Linked DNA regions of Mus musculus: region 2 is linked to region 1. A link is a loop called in an ENCODE intact Hi-C map of the cell type or tissue named here. Cell type or tissue: heart. All regions are shown on one strand. Links, peaks and the distances in the headings refer to the core of each region. The heading gives the core; the rest is flanking DNA.

Region 1 (9,000 bases), core at 1-5,000:
CGAACACCTGGAGCAGCCCCATGTCCAGTCCTCGCAGACGAGGGGACGCGGCACGGGAAGGAGGACGCAGCAGGCAAGCTGCCTGTCTTTTCTTCGGGTCTTCCTTTCTGGAGAGGTAGCGGGGAGAAAAGGCAAATGTTGGGAGAGAGGAGAGGGGCCCTTCCATTTCCTGCCGCTCCCACGGAAGCGGGGGCTGGGCCCAGGAAGGGGGTCAAGTCGCTTAACTACTTTGTTCTCCTCACCCGGCTGGGCGAGCGCTCAACCCGCTCCTGGCAGCCCACCGGCCCAAAGAAGGGAATTAGAAAGTTTCGCCTAGGGAGGAACCGAGGGAGGCGTCTCTGCTCATGCGCACATGGAGAGCGGGGGCGGAGGGGGCGGAGGACAGCAAGTTGGCTAGGGGTGGGGGTTGAGGTCCAGGTCCCACCTCCCCAGGCGCCTCTTTTGTTTTAAGGCAGCGTCTGCTGAAGCTGTAGGGCATTGGTACTTGAGTTCCCAGCGTGGGCTGGCGGGTCCGTTTCTGGGCGCGCTTCCCAAGTGGAGCAAGCTGGGGAGGGATGCGTCGGGGCTGGTCCCGGAGGTAGGTGTGTAGATCGGCCGGCAAAGGGGGCCGGTAGGACCTACCGCGGACTTATACATTTACGTTTATAAGAAGTGAGTCACGAAATGTGCCCAAGGCTAGGAACTCTGGCAACTAGCGCTAGAGGGAGGTGAGCTAGGTTAAGCCCTTAGAAAAAGGGTCAACCTGTCTGGCTCTTAGGAACTTGAGCTCCTATAAGCATCCTTACACCACGACTCAGGATCAAAGAGCTAGAGCTTTGCGTGGGTGGGTGCTACATGTGTGGTGTCTTCCTATTTCATAGGAAGGACACCAGTGGCTGCACATTCTTTGCGCACGAATTTATTCGGGACGTACCTATAATCTCTGGTACCCAGGGGGTTATAGCTCTGAATTCTCTTCTGTTAAAATATACACAAAATAACCTGTGTTACCTGATCCCGGGTAATTTCTTGAATTCCTTTTCCCACTTCACGGTGGAAGGGTTGACACAGCCAGGAAGTTGGAGATTTTTGATGAGACACCCTTCTCCACACTACAAACAGAATCCTGCAACCACCTTAAGCACGCAGGGAGGGGAAATGGGGGGGTGCTCTAAGGAAGCCTCTCATAGCGCTTCAAGGTTAAGTGGGGGTAAACAGAAGGTCTCTGTCACTGGGGAAACCTTAGAAAGGAAAAAGAGCTTGGGGACCACAGACCCCAAACCTTTGTAAGAGCCCAACTTGTCTGCCTTAAGTGTTCCTTAGTCTGACCCTGGAATGAGGGAGCTTAAGTCAGCTGTTAGACTAGTCAGGTGTGATTGCTTTCCAGCCATCACAAGGAGAAGGGATTAAGCGGCTGATTGGTCAGTTTTTAACTCAGCTGAAACGAAATTGGGCCTAGGGAAGTTTATAATCATTAGACCATAGAGTTCGCTGTTCTTGGAGTTTAGAAACCTGTGTTAATTATTCTCCAAATCAGCCCTTGCCCCGATGCAGTTTCTCCAGTATTTGGCCCCGCAGATGCTTGGGATTCCCAACGGCTGGCTGCACAGCCTGCAGGGATTGAGAGTACCCTACAGTCGAAAGGGTTTCATTCTGCAATGGGTGTCTAATAATATAATGCCAACCTATGCTCCTTGCTCAACCTTTAGGGCCATGAACTAAAGTTTTATATTGGTTTACATCTACCCAAGTTGCAGGTGACATTCAACTCCTCTTTTCTTCCTTCCTTCCTTCCTTCCTTTCTTTAACACTTTGGTGGTTTTTTTTTTTTAAAGATTTATTTATTTTATGTATATGAGTGCATTGTTGCTATCTTCAGGCACACCAGAAGAGGGCATTGGATCCCATTACAGATGGTTGTGAGCCACCATGTGGTTGTTGGGAATTGAACTCATGACCTCTGGAAGGGCAGTCAGTGCTCTTAACCACAATGCCATCTCTCCAGCCCACAACTCCTCTTTTCTGAGACTGGCTTTTGCTACAGTAGCAGACAAGTCCTGCTGGCCCCCTGCCCCTGGTCAGTGAACTCTCTCTTTATAAAGGGTCAGCCACCTTCAACACTCTCAAGAGACTGGCTGCTTTCCTGACCACCTCGCTCACAGGAACCAACACTACTAAAAACAAAAACTAAATAAGGGTTTTTGCGCTTGCGTGTGACGCATGTGCGTGGGGGCCATCGGTTGACATCTGGTATCTTTCTCCGTTATCCTCCTTATTTATTGAGACAGTGTCTCGTTGAATCTGGAGCTCACTGAGCCCACCTCAGACTTGCCTCCTCTTCTCTGCTAAGAGCAACATGCTCATATAAAAAGCTGCTGGATCTCTTTCATCTTAACTAGCCGTGAAAGGAGCCCTGGAGCACCGTGCAGCCCCTGTCTTCCATTCCTTCCTCTCTGTAGCCCAGGCTCTTGTCCTTAGGGTTTCTGCTTCCTCACAGCTCCACCTCTGCCCCACCACAATCCTGCCTGCTTCCATCTCTACCATGGCTCTTAGCTTGTTCAGCTGAATGCAGTGCAGTGCAGTGCAGTGTACACACACACACACACACACACACACTCACACACCCACGCCATGGTCCTCTTTGTCCCTGTAGGGACATATGCTTCAAATGACCACACCCTCCCTCTTTGAGACTCCTCCGTCCGGGCGCCCAGGACACAATTCGGATGCTTCTCCCAGGATTTGACCTTTTCTATTTCTCTTTGCCATCTCTGATCCGGTAAACACCAGTGTTCCCCAAGGTCATATCTTCTCTATTTGCCTCCATTCACACACGGTCATCCACATCCAGGGGCTCCACCAACTGCCCTTGTCCTCCTCTCTGTCCACATCTGTATCCTTTATCTGACTCAGAACTTTCTAACAGGCCACCAAGTGGCTCCACTTTGCTTATGAACAGGCACGTAAAATTGATGCACAACCGAGCTCATCCTTCCACCCACCCTCAGACAACAAGATGAGTTAACTGTCATTTGGAGTATTGGTGCCGTGGTTCACCCCTTACCTAGAAAGCCGGGGACTTTCATGTGTCCTGGTGTGATTAGCAGGGAAACAAACTTGGAACTCCGTTATTGTTAATAATGACAGTGACAGCAGAGGGTATAAATAACATGTCAATGAAGCCAGCCCAGCTCGCAAATCATGGATACATCTCCTTCAGCAACTCCTTTGACCTGACCATGAGGTCCTGCTCTGATTTCCTAGCATCTAGCTGCCTCCCCAGCCCCCCACCCCCAGCCCTGGCATTCTTATTTCCAGATCCTGTCCTCTCCAGTTAGCTCCTCCCCAGGACTCTCAGGAGTCTTCAGAATCATAGCCTTCATCATATCATTCTCTTGTTTAAAAGCTATAGTGTGTGTCCTCATGACTACTCATGTGCCCTCTATGGTGACGGAGTTGCACGTCCACTTGGCTTTTTGCACAGCCTTTCCCTCTTCCAGCATTAAGCCAGATGCAGTGTTTGTGACCCAATGCTCCAACTATGTGCTTATGCGCTTATCTCTCCCAGGAGACAATGAAGCAAGGACAAGCACCACATTTTCCCCCACCCACCCAGACACTGGCCAGCACACCACCAGGTCCACCAGAGAGGTGCTCAGTAAGCAGGGTTTGAATCAAAGTTAAGACTAGTCTCTGTTGTAAAAACATCCTTAATTCATATATGTCTAGTTACCTACTATGAATTTGTTTCTAGTAGGAGGACGTCCCTGCCCTATTGAGTTCATTTTAGGAATACTTTCGAATTTTACACATGAACAAATTCTTGCAGCTTAATAAAGTATATACAACTTCATTTTTTTTTTCCTGAAAATGTTGCAAGTTTGGGAGGAGTGGCTATCTTGGTAATCAGCCTGCTCAGGGCTTCACTCTGGCCAGCTACACTTTCATTCATACCCACCCTGGAGAACTCTCCGATTTGGAATGGGCAGGTGGGATTGCAGATTATTGCCTATTATGTCTGAGAAAATATGGGGCAGGTATCTCCTGGAGGCACGTATTATTCCCACTTGAAACACTTCCACCCAGAACCACTTTCCAGGTCATCTCATTTCCCAGGATTTAAATGCCAAGTGTGCATCATCTTACATTCTGATGAACAGTGAGGCAGCGAGGACTTTGCATTCAAGGCTTTGATCTTTAGATCGGAGAACCTGACTATTTACATAAGCTTGTTCTTTAGAAAAGTATTTGGATTTTGGCTACTTTGAAAATTAGATTGAAGTGTATTTCTGGAGATTCAGAATTGAACCCCCCTCCTTACACACACACACACACTGTGTAGCCCTGGCTGTCCTGGAACTCACTTTGTAGACCAGGCTGGCCTCCGACTCAGAAATCCGCCTGCCTCTGCCTCCCGAGTGCTGGGATTAAAGGTGTGCGCCACCACCGCTCGGCTCTTAAGTCTTATATGTCTGCTTTTACAAGAAAATAATATGAATAATACCACTTTAGCTGATTAAGGGAAAAAACAAAACCAACACTACCTGACTTAGTTCATTGCAGGAATACCAGATTTCACATACAAACCAGTTCTTGTGTATTGTGCTCCTACAACTTCCTCAGTTCCTGAATGTGTTGCTGCTTTGGAAGGCAAGAGTTGGGTGTCTCAGAGTACCTTTGTGCATACCCCTTAAAGTGTTTTGAATAAGAATGGCTTCCATAGACTTAAGCATTTGAACCCTGGGTCCCCAGTTGATCCTGTCGGGAGAAGTTTTGAAAGTATGGTCTTGCAGGAGCAAATATATCTCTTGCGATCCCATAGCCTCACCCTGAAGAGAGAATCTCTTGTACTGTATGGAAGCATCACCTGTCAATAAAATGCTGTTGGCCTATCAGCTTAGACAGAAAATACAAAGATGAAAATGGAAGTTGTGGTACAGAGAGGGTTTCTGGGAATAGAATCAGATGTGAAGGAGATTTGCCCCAAACTCTGAGGAGGAGACAAACACGTGAAACTGAGAAGAAGATGACCAGCCACGTGGCATGCTGAGAAGAGAATAAAATAGATCATTGAGATATGATCTAGTCAGGGAATAGAGCCAAAGCTTTTGTCTAAGCGTTTATTCATGTGTGAGAAGTCTCAGAATCATTATTTCTAGGAACAAAGTGGACAGGTAGAAAGACATGAGGTGACAGGTGGCTATAAGCACATTATCCCACTTCCAGTTCCCCCTCTCTACTTCCTGATTGGGTTTGAAGATGTGATTTCTCAGCTTCCTGATCCTACGGCCATGCCTGCTGCTCGTTGCCGAGGTCCCCACCGTGACAAACTCTTATCCCTCTGGAACCCTAAGCCAAAATAAACTCCTTTTTCCTTGGTCATGGTATTTCATCACAGGAACAGAAAAGTAAGCACTCTGCCCCCTGTATACTATGTAGATCAGCACTCCACAGTTCTGTACTAAATGGTCGTGTCCCCCATAACTCTTTGAAGACTATGTCTGTACTTTGTCCAACTTTGCTTTCCCATTAGGGAAAGGGTTCTAGTGTATTATAGATATTGAATATCATTTGTCAGATGAATAAATAAAATTGAATAGCCTTTTGTTTTCACTGCTTAAAGACACACAGGCACATTACTGTTACCCTCTGTCATAGGGAAACTACACCAGGGGGTCATGGTACACAGTGCGATAGACTTTATAGTAGAAGCTGTTGTTTGTGCTTGTGTTTGTATTAAGTCGATTCCTCTAGTAACTTCCCTTGGATTGCCATGAGGGACTAGTACTCTCCATTCCAACCTAAATGTTCCAATGGTGGCAATGGTGGTCAGCCATTACCACCTCCCTCCTTCCCGTGAGTGGCTCAGAGATGGCTGTGATGCTCACATTTTTGCAGTGACTGAGATTGTGTGTGTGTGTGTGTGTGTGAATTCCTGGGAAGAAACTGCCTCTTAGTCCCTGTAACTTAGAGTTTTGTGGCTGTCAGCCTGCAATGGAGGAGGCTGCTTGAGCTTGGGTTAACACAGAAGGAAGCAGGTGTAGCTTTAGGACCACCTTGAAGTGTCATGATTTCGCTGTACCTAAGCCAGATGTATTCCCTAGGCTGAGTAATATGTTTGGATGTATAACGGGGGAGTGACAAATAAATTTGGTCTTAGCTTAAGATTTCGGCAGCTTGCTTTCTTTAAACCAGCCACTGAAGTAGCTGCAGATTCCATCTAAGCTTTGAGGGCTTTGGTAAGTCTACATACCCATTGCGTTTCACTTACAAGAAGATGGCAAGACCCAGTCCAGAGTAATTTTCTTTTATTTTTGTTTTTCAAAAAAAAAGATTGAATGGGGGCTGGAGAGATGGCTCAGTGGTTAAGACCACTGATAGCTAGCTCTTCCGGAGGTTCTGAGTTCAATTCCCAGCAACCACACGGTGGCCCACAACCATCTGTAATGGGTTCTGATGCCCTCTTCTGGTGTGTGTCTGAAGATAGTGACAGTGTACTCACAAATGTAAAATAAATAAGTCTTAAAAAAATAAATAACCAGCCACCCGCCACTGCACCTGACCAGTATTGTTGGCTGGTGCAATCCAGTGGTGAGCTGACAGTAAGCCCCAGCTTTTAGGAAACAGGGCTGTCCTACATGTGGATGGCTCTGTGCCGAAAGCATGGGAACAACCTAGCGATAGGTAAAATGGAACCATGATCTCAGAAGACAGGGGAAGCTGTAAAAGGCCCTGTGCTTTCTTTCTGCAGTTAAACACAGTGGGAACATTACTTTTGATGAGATTGCCAACATTGCCCGGCAGATGAGACACCGGTCTTTGGCTAGAGAACTTTCTGAAACTATCAAGGAGATCCTGGGTACTGCACAGTCTGTGGGCTGCAATGTGGATGGCCGCCACCCTCATGACATCATAGATGACATCAACAGTGGTGCAGTGGAGTGCCCAGCTAGTTAAGAAGCAACAAGAAAATATTTCAATAAAAGACTATCTGATAAAAAAAATAAATAAATAAATAAATAAATAAAAAGAAAGTCCAGTGATAGTCCCAAAGTGGGATCCAGCTCAAGGGGAGGTCCCAAGGCCTAACACTATTACTGAGGCTATGAAGCACTCACAAAAAGGGACCTATCATGACTGCCCTCTGAAATATCCAACAAGCAGCTGAGTCAGATGAAGATATTTGCACCCAACCAATGGACAGAAGCAGCTGACCCTGTTGTTGAATTAGGGAAGGCTGAAAGAAGTTGAGGAGAGGGCAATCCTGTAGGAGGGCCAAAAGTCTTAATTAATCTGGAACCCCCAAGATCTCTCAAACACTAGACCACCAAACAGGCAGCAAACATCAGCTGATATGAGGCCCCCAACACACACACAGTAGAGGATTTCCTGTTCATTCAGAGATGATGCACCTAACCCTCAAGGGACTGCAGACCCCTGGGAGTTTAGAGGTCAGGTAGAGTGGGGAGTGGGGACATCCACGTGGAGACAGAGGAGTGGGGAGGAGGTATGGGATGTGGAAAAGTCGGAGGGTGGATGGGGTGGGGGGATAACATATGAAATGCAAAAAAATAAATTAATTAAAAAAAAAGAAAAAGAAGGATTGATTGATTGATTGATGCATCTGTGTGAGTGTGCAGTATGTGTGCTAGTACTGGACCCTGTGTGTCCATGTAGATTCTACATTGTAGAGAGTAGAAGAAGCTGCTACCCCCTCCAGCACTCTCTGCCTGCTAATTTGAGGCAAAGTCTCTCTCTCTCTCTCTCTCTCTCTCTCTCTCTCTCTCTCTCTCTCTCTCTCTCTCTCTCTCTTCCTCCCTCCCCCCCCCCCCCAGCTCAGAGCTAACATTTTTCTTGCTAGGCCGGAAATTATCAGGCCCTAGCAATTCCCCTGCCTTAGCTCTCCACAGGGCTGAGGTTACAGGGATGGGCTGGAGTTGGCTGGAAATTGGAAATGTGGATCCTGAGGTCTGAACTCCTGTTTTCCTGATTGCACCACAAGCTGAGCCATCTCTCCAGCCCACCTTCACATCTTCTACCTAACAGTAGATTCTATCACCCCCAACCCCAGCTGAAAGTTCTAATCTTATGTTTACCAAGAACACCATAGAAACCCTATTAATGGGGGGCGAGTTTCTTCGGTTCTCTGTTTCCTCTTTGGTTGTGGATTTGGGCACCTGGTTGCTGAGCTGGCTCTTTAGAGATAAGTCACAGGGTCTGATGTCTAAGGTGGGGCTGGATAGCTGGAGGAAGCTCTTTTAAGAACAACTTTAAAATAGATTCATAGCAGGATTAACATAAATGTAGCCAGCTGAGCACTTAAGACGTGAATACAACTATCAACCCTGCCTTCAAGGTCCCTAGGTTCTATCTTTGCTTTTATTCAAAAGAAACTCACCATGTTTACTGAAAAACATCCTCAGGAAATCGAGCAGGCAGCTGAGTATTAATTCCATGTCGGATGCTAGGTTTTGTAGAGGGCAAAAGCAACTTAAGATGAAGTTTAGTGATGCTATCTTTTAAAACAATCCACCTAGATTTTTATTTTAAGGGCCATTTCCAAAATTTTTATTCTGGTTGATGTGGCCTGTCTTTCCCAGTTCTGTAAGATTCAGAAACCCAATAAAAGCCAGAGGAGAGGAAGCTGCAGTTTCATATTTCCTGTATTTAAAGTTTGTATTTTTCTTTAACTCTGCATTTTAATCCAGATTCTGTCTTTACTTGAAAAGCCAAGGCCCGGCTTCCCATAAGCACCTGAGTCCTCCCCTCCCCAGCTCCCCACAGCTCCAACTGCACAGGGTAAGTACTAAGAAATGCAAACAGAATTTAAAAAGAAAAAAAAAAAAAAAAAAAAACCCTGCCTATGGTTTAAACTGGTTGGGCTCAGGGCATGTCTTTGTCCTGGAGGCTCAACGTGACAGGTTTGTAACCCAGAGAGTAGATTAGACCCATGTGGAGCTCCGGGTTGTTAATTATTACCTAGGCTCATTCAGGAACTGGATCTCATTGGCAAGATGAACA
Region 2 (7,779 bases), core at 2,780-7,779, 51 kb after region 1:
GAATCCTATATTCAAGGAGATAAACAGATTTAGGGAGTGGTGACCTTGGGGCAAGATTCCCCCCCCCCCCAAAGTGTGCATTTGCAATTGTACAAGGGAGAGTTATATCAAGTTAGGTGTTATCATGACCTGGTTATTATTTTCACTTGGATCTAACAAGATAAAATTGTGTGTCAAATTGATAAGTGATGGATTGTGGTGGCTATTCTCAGTTTTCAACTTGTTTAAGAGCTATAATGAAAAGCTTAAGTCTGGGCAAGGCAGTCCACGCCTTTAATCCCAGCATTCAGGAGACAGAGCCATGCAGATTTATGAGTTCAAGGTCAATCTACAGAGCAAATTCCAGGACAGCTAAGCTTAGGCAGTGAAGGAGTTAGAAAACCGAAAGCTGGTGATCACGTAATAGAACAAGGGGGGCATATTCCAATTCCAGCAAGCAGCCGAGCTCAGCGGCTTCAGCCATGTGGCTCTGGCTTTTTTTTTTTTTTTTTAAATATTTATTTATTATTATATGTAAGTACACTGTAGCTGTCTTCAGACACTCCAGAAGAGGGAGTCAGATCTCGTTACGGATGGTTGTGAGCCACCATGTGGTTGCTGGGATTTGAACTCCTGACCTTCGGAAGAGCAGTCGGTTGCTCTTACCCACTGAGCCATCTCACCAGCCCGTGGCTCTGGCTTTAAAGTCAGGAATAGTAGGGACTATTGGGATAATTGATGCTAGTTAACTGGAGCTAAGAAATTAGCAGCAATTAAGAACAGACCAGCATCACTGAGGTGAAGTCTTCTGGGAAGTGTTTTCTGAGAGCAGAAAGAAGCTATGTTTCGAGATAGCCAAGATTGTATCTTGTGCTGCAGCTGAACTTGGTAAGGTGTAATAATCACCCAGGTGAGGCTGAGCAGTGATGGCACACACCTTTAATCCCAGCACTTGGGAGGCCGAGGCAGGTGGAGTTCTGAGTTCAAGGCCAGCCTGGTCTATAGAGTGAGTTCCAGGACAGCCAGGGTTAAACAGAGAAATCCTGTCTTGAACCTCCCTCCCCCCCCCACCCCAAAATAAATCACTCAGGTGGTACTGGTTTTGAAGGCATGAAGGGGTCATAGAGAGCAGCTGAGATGAGACTTGACATTGTGAGAGGCCAAGGAAGGTCATTAGTGAAGGTGCAGCCTGAGTTGCAATTGAAGGCCCAGGACTGAAAGGGTCATGCAAAGAAGTTGAGGCTTGGCTCCATGAAGGGATCCTATGAGAGGCCTAGTTGTAGTAGAAGACTTCATCAAATTGGAGATGCCAGTAGCACAGAATAACTCTAGGAACAGCAGCAACAGTGGAGTGGAGTAGAGTGGAGTGGAGTGGAGTCAACCAGAGCTTAGAGGGCTACAGAGGGCAGAGCTCCAAGTGACGCAAGTCCAGACACTGGAACAAGAATCTGTGAAGTTGATGTTGCCTTTGAGACCCAAAGATGTTAGAGATGCCAGAGCCTTGGATACCTGTGGAGGAAAACTGCTAACAGGGAGTGGAATCAGTCCAAGATGTGTGTTGCAGTAATCAAAGCTGGACGTCAGACATGTAGATACAGAGTTTGGAGTTTGTCCAGGTGGTTTTTGGTTTTGCTTTGGTCCAGTATTTCTTTATTATGGTGTTTTGGAATGGTACTATATATATTGGAAGTATGTGATCTGGTTTTTGATTTTATAGAGATTACAGTTAAAAGATTGTGTGAGTCTCAGAAGAGACTTTGAACTTTTGAGTTTTAAACACTGATGAGACTGTGATAGACTATGGGGATGTAAGAAGTTGGATTAAATGTATTTTGCATTATGCTATGGCTAGGTATCCCATAGACTCATGTGTTTGAACAAGCCTATAGAGACCAGGATGTGAAATGTGGCAGACATAGATATAGGAAAGAACTTTTTGTCTGTTTGTTTTTGTTTTTGTTTTTTTGAGACAGGGTTTCTCTGTATAGCCCTGGCTGTCCTGGAACTCACTCTGTAGACCAGGCTGGCCTCGAACTCAGAAATCCACCTGCCTCTGCCTCCCAAGTGCTGGGATTAAAGGCGTGGGCCACCACGCCCGGCTAGGAAAGAACTTTTAAAATAGTACTCCATTTGAAGAATTAAAGTTCAAGAATTGGTAACTAGAACTTCATAAATCTAAAAAGCTTCTGCATAGCCAAAGAAGCAACCAAATGGAGAGGAAGCCATACGGTGTGAGAGAATCTCTCAGCTACATCTCTAACAAAAAACTAATATTCAAGAGATATAAGGAACTCAAAAATCAGAGTCAAAACCACCAATGACCCATTCAAAAAGTGGGAGGGTTGGGACCTGAGCAGAGAATTGTTAAAAGAAGAAAAAAAACTGTGTAAGAAATATTTAAAAAAAAATGTTCATTTTCCCTAGTAATTAAGGAAATGAAAATCAAAGTAACTTTAAGACTTTATTTTACCACAGTCAGACTGGCAGAGATCAGGAACACATGTGACACCACATGCTGGAGGGGGCTCTCACCCACTGCTGGTGAAACTGCAAACTGCTCTAGCCTTTCTGCAAATCAGTGTGGAGAATCCTCCAAATTCCAAAAAGAAAGCTCCCATAGGATCCATTACTCCAGCCTCTGACGTCTGAACAACCTACTCCATGGCCTTCACTCAGCCATGCTCACTGCTGCTCTGGTCGCAAGAGCCCGAGAAATGGAAACAACTTAATTATTCTTCCGTCGATGAGTGGACAACGAAAAAGTGGTAACATACAGTATGGAATGCTGTTCAGCTGTCAAGAAAAATGAAGTCATTAACCATGCAGATGGATGGATGCAGCAGGAAAAGATCACATTAGTGAGGTCACTCAGACCCTGAAAGGCAAACGTCACGTGTTCTCATTCATACGAGGCTCTTAGCTCCAGATCTTCAGTTACGAGTATAGCCCTCACTCGTCATCAGGGAAATTTTTCTTTGCAACAGATAGAGACCATTGCAGAAAACCACAACTGAACAAAATGCAGAGTTGTGGATCCCAGTCTCAGCCAGTAATCTAAACAGAACTCCTGCACTTAAAACTCAAGGATCATTTTGGAAGACGGGACAGGAAGTTGTAGACGTCAGAGGAGGAAGGAGTTCACTGTAAGACATTTTCTCTTAGCGATGTCAGAAGCTGCACCCATAAAGTCTTACTAACAGGAGCGGAACCAGGACGACACCCCTATTCATAAAGAGCCGAAAGCATTTTCCTCTTACCCCTGATGCTTGCATTAAAGATGCTGGGTTGCGCCGGGTAGTGGTGGCACACGCCTTTAATACCAGCACTTGGGAGGCAGAGGCAGGTGGATTTCTGAGTTCGAGGCCAGCCTGGTCTACAGAGTGAGTTCCAGGACAGCCAGGGCCACACAGAGAAACCCTGTCCCAAAATAAAACAAAACAAACAAACAAACAAAAAAGCTGGATTGCACATCAGTTTTCTCCTGAAGGTTTTCAAGCCAGAAGTTTGTTTCATTCCTCATTCTTGCCAACTTTCTTTCAGAGATCGGAATTCAGGCGCCGTTTTCAGTTGCTCATGCTTAGCAGCTTGATTTGTTTTCCAGTGGGAGAAATGAGAGTAAATGCCATTAAGTTTGATGATCAATAAAAACAAATGCCACAGAATGATCCTCATTATTAGGTGTCCTCAAATAGGAGGGGCCCTCTCCACATAACTCTTCATTGGTGTTCATGATTCTGTTAATGGCCCATCTCTTTTCTCTTCCTTTGGCTGCCTGGAGTATTTCATCACGTATTTAAGCTATGGCAAGAATATATATCCTAGCAGAATAAACACATGCATCTACAGTCTGTATTTAGACATGGTTCATTTAAACCAATCTAAAAGATTTCTCTATTTGGTTTTCAATGCCTGCTCAGACAAAATACTGGACTCAGCCTCGGGTAAACGCAGTTCTTCATCCAGAAGGCATCTGCTGTAGGAGGAAATGCAGGCATGACTTGGCTGCCAGCCTACTTGGCACACCGCACTTTTAAATAAGAAGCATGGTACACTGTGCCCCAGAAGTCAGAACGCTGGCCTGCAGTCTTCGCTCTCCATGTTTTCATTAACCTACCTCTTCCTGGCCCACTATTCAATCCGAGATAATGTGCTAAGCAATCACGGTCAATAGGCTTCCAGTGTGTAAGTACTTGTTCATGTGCAATAAAGCAAGTGCTGTTCTCTGAAATCATCTCCAGCGTAGTTTATCTCTGCTCCCTTTACTGGCCCGTGGGTTTTACTGTCTTGGGGGAAGCCCTGGTAACAACAGCAGTTTCCCTTCGGTGTTCTTAGTGCTACTGCTGGGCCATCTTTTGATTTCCATGTGTAGCAAGGAAGTCTCCTAACTGGTGAGTGGACACTCCCCACCCCCTTCTTCTGAGACTGGGGTTCAGCATGTATCTTCAGCACAAGTGGATAATGGACACTCTCCTTCTGATGGGAACACTACATGGGGGCACCTTGGTGGGTGCACCTGGGGCAATCTGAACATTAAACAATGAATCCTGGATTTTTCTTCTCTTCCACAGACTTTTTTCTTCACCCTCCAACTTTCAAGTCTGCACTTCTTCAGGCTAACAATACTAACAATAAAAACAACTACAGCTATTGTTGTGGCCACTTACACTCCTGAGCACTTTCTGTGTGCTAGGAACCACCCTAAGTGGTTTGTCTTGAGCAAGAATCCTGTGAATCAGAGACTGTCTTCTTCCTGATGAAGAAACTAAAGCTGGGGAAGTCGTTCGTTTGAAGCCACACAGGCAATGGGTGGATTTGAACCATGGTGCCTTGACCTCTATCTACATTTAAGCTCAGAGTGATCTCACATCCCTGCCCTCCTGATTGCCTTTGTCAACTCATCTAGCAAACAGTTCCTAGCTACAGCTGGCCTGGAAAATAATAATGTGGGTGGGGAGAAAGTTCTGTGTGCCCTGCTGAGGCCTTGGTGGATGGTGATGAAGAAGACAAAAGGCTGTTCTCTAGGGAGACAAGGGAAAGCTGTGAATGGGAGATGTTTGGGTGGCCGTCAAGCTACTCCAGGCCTTCTGCATGCTGTCTGACAGGCATCTTGGCCTGTGGTTGGAGGGTCTGGGCAGCTACCATTTTCTTATCACCTCTGTCTGGCTCACGGTACCTTTCTTGCTGTCTTCTAGTCTGTCGTCTTTTTGTTCACGATATTCCTGAAGCTCACTCTGTTTTCTTGGTGCCACTTTGACATCTTCCTAACAGCTACAACCACAGAGCAGCCTAAAGCTCATTCTCAGGTGTGCTGTCCTTGTAAACCACACTGTGATTTACAAGTGAGGCCGGGTAGCTCCTCCTACTTGTCAATGGGGGCTATTTTCATGAAAATATGAATGACCTCTATCGAGAAGAAGGGCAATCTGGTTATGCAGGGCCCCACTTCTGCAGGATAATAGAGGATGTAGCGATATACCTATTTTCTTTATATAGCCATGTGATCTCCCCAGGCCCTGTTGCTGGGTTTACCATGACATTGGTCTGAGCTATACAGGTAGGCTGTTTATTTTTGCTTGTATAACTTGTAAGCAGGTACCATATATTTCTAGGCTGTTTTCCTGTTGATAATGTTTGGCTTATGTTTACAACTGTGCTAAGTTTTTAAATTTAGGACCTGTTTTTGTTTTGTTTTGTTGAAAAGGGGAGCTATTTGGGGGTGGGCAGTCTTGGTAGACTCTGCCTCTATGAAGGAGAAAATATCCACAAGTCATCCTAGTTTCTGCTTGGAGCAGGTTGGCAAAGGCAAAGCTTGCCGCAGGGTTCCTAGTGTCTGTCACCTCTTGACAACTCAGCTCTGAGAGAGAGAGAGAGAGAGAGAGAGAGAGAGAGAGAGAGAGAGAGAGAGAGAGAGAGAGAGAAAGAAAGAGAACATCCACAGTGGTAGTTGTACTGGCTAGTTTTGTGTCAACTTGACACAAGCTGGAGTTATCACAGAGAAAGGAGCTTCAGTTGGGAAATGCCTCCATGAGATCCAACAGTAAGGCATTTTCTCAATTAGTGATCAAGGGGGAAAGGCCCCTTGTGGGTGGGACCATCTCTGGGCTGGTAGTCTTGGTTTTATAAGAGAGCAGGCTGAGCAAGCCAGGGGAGGCAAGCCAGTAAAGAACATCCCTCCATGGCCTCTGCATCAGCTTCTGCTTTCTGACCTGCTTGAGTTCCAGTCCTGACTTCCTTTGGTGATGAACAGCAGTGGAAATGTAAGCTGAATAAACCCTTTCCTCCCCAACTTGCTTCTTGGTCATGATGTTTTGTGCAGGAATAGAAACCCTAAGACAGTAGTGCTTCACTAGACCTTCATCTACAAGAACGTGTGCTGTGTTGGATCTGACCTGTGGGCTGACCTGTTTACAGAGCCCCTGTGCAGAGACAACTGATGAATGAGAAATAAATTTGATTCTAGATGATAGAAAGGATATTGTGTTCTGAAGGAACGGCCATCATTGGTATAGCTCAACAAATTATGTGTAGCTTCTAAATAAAGGAAGAATCCGGGAAGATTTCGCAAATTTTCCTTGAATGTATCATTGAAAATATACCAGTTGTATTCGAAAGTATTCTACGTCTAGTTTGCTGTGTCATAGGTTTCCATGTCTTCAGAGTGTAATGGCTGTGAATATCAGTGTCATGGCTTTCAGCCCTGCTGGGTTTGGTCTTCTCAGGAAACTTTCTATTTTTAATTTTTTATTTAATCTTTAGAGTACTGAGGCTTAAGACATGGCCTTGTGCATGCCTGGGAGCACAGTACTACTGCTATACTGCCAGTCCCTACCATTCTCCTTTTAATGGCTGTGCTTTTATAAAATTTAATATGATCTGGAAAAAAAACCCATCAGATCTAATCTTAACTGGGCAAGAAGAAACAACAAACACAATTAAAAGCCCACTTTTGGGCCCATGGTGCTGGCTCAGGAGAAAAAGTGCTTGCCACTTACAGTCAAGAGTGGGATTTGGATCTGCAGCTGTCAATCCAGAAGCTGAATGGGTGTGGCTACTTCTAAAGTCAGGAGATACCCGGGACAAGCCAGCTAGCTAGACTTCTCAAATGGCCGAACTCTGGGTTCAGCAAGAAACCTTGCCTTCAAAATTAAAGTGGAGAGCAATAGCAAAGCCATCTGAAGTCAGTCTCTACCTTCTGCATGACGTGCACACATGCACATGCTTGCATGCCCATACACTTGTATCAACCTCTGTCTTCCACACACATGCACACCTATGCCTGCATGCCTGCACACTCGTGTCAATATCTGTCTTTCACATGAACATGCACACATATCTTTAAACTGTACCCATACCACATACACAGGCCAAAAAGAAAAAAAAAAGAACACCTGATAACAGCTGAACAATGTTCAGTTCTCACAGCCAACATAAGTATATTTCTAAGTTGAAGGCGAAGATTGTAAAAGTTCAGTAGGAGTCAGAGGTCAACCAGGAGCTGGCTTATCTTTTCCTAGAGTACAAATCTTACCTCACAGACTCGTTTTTTTGTTTGTTTGTTTTGAGACAGGGTTTCTCTGTATAGCCCTGGCTGTCCTGGAACTCACTTTGTAGACCAGGCTGGCCTCAAACTCAGAAATCCACCTGCCTCTGCCTCCCAAGTGCTGGGATTAAAGGCATGCGCCACCACGCCTGGCTCCTCACAGACTCTTAAATTTTTCTGACGTTCACCAATTCACCAAATAAGAAAATGGGTTGTTTCAAAATCTTCTCTATGGTAGACATGTTCTCTCTGAGGTCTTT

What was found. Hi-C counts contacts between places; a loop is a spot of excess contacts. Peaks named below come from ENCODE experiments on the same cell type or tissue, not always from the same donor. Only the 100,000 strongest peaks of a DNase experiment are listed, where the experiment ranks them.
Region 2: a loop joins it to region 1, with 2.0 times the contacts of the local background. A loop is called at or near these places in 1 of 42 quality-filtered maps.

What each region holds. Positions count from the first base shown.
Region 1 is chr12:31,256,587-31,265,586 of GRCm38, reverse strand. Lamb1 (laminin B1) reads right to left here and starts at 294. Exons shown (of 33, transcript NM_008482.3): 1 at 1-294. The coding sequence starts at 22. Gm32899 (a long non-coding RNA gene) reads left to right here and starts at 495. Exons shown (of 2, transcript XR_381427.4): 1 at 495-577; 2 at 6,731-6,951. Gm24613 (a small nucleolar RNA gene) reads left to right here and starts at 6,525; the gene lies at 6,525-6,654. In heart, for the core only: a CTCF peak has its summit at 1,896 (motif pointing right); DNase peaks (open chromatin) are centred at 336 and 3,516; H3K4me3 peaks cover 1,459 bases; H3K27ac peaks cover 3,430 bases.
Region 2 is chr12:31,209,993-31,217,771 of GRCm38, reverse strand. No RefSeq gene overlaps it. Among named protein-coding and RNA genes, the nearest start is that of 6030469F06Rik, 45 kb to the right of the region's middle. In heart, for the core only: no CTCF peak of the experiment used is centred there; no DNase peak of the experiment used is centred there.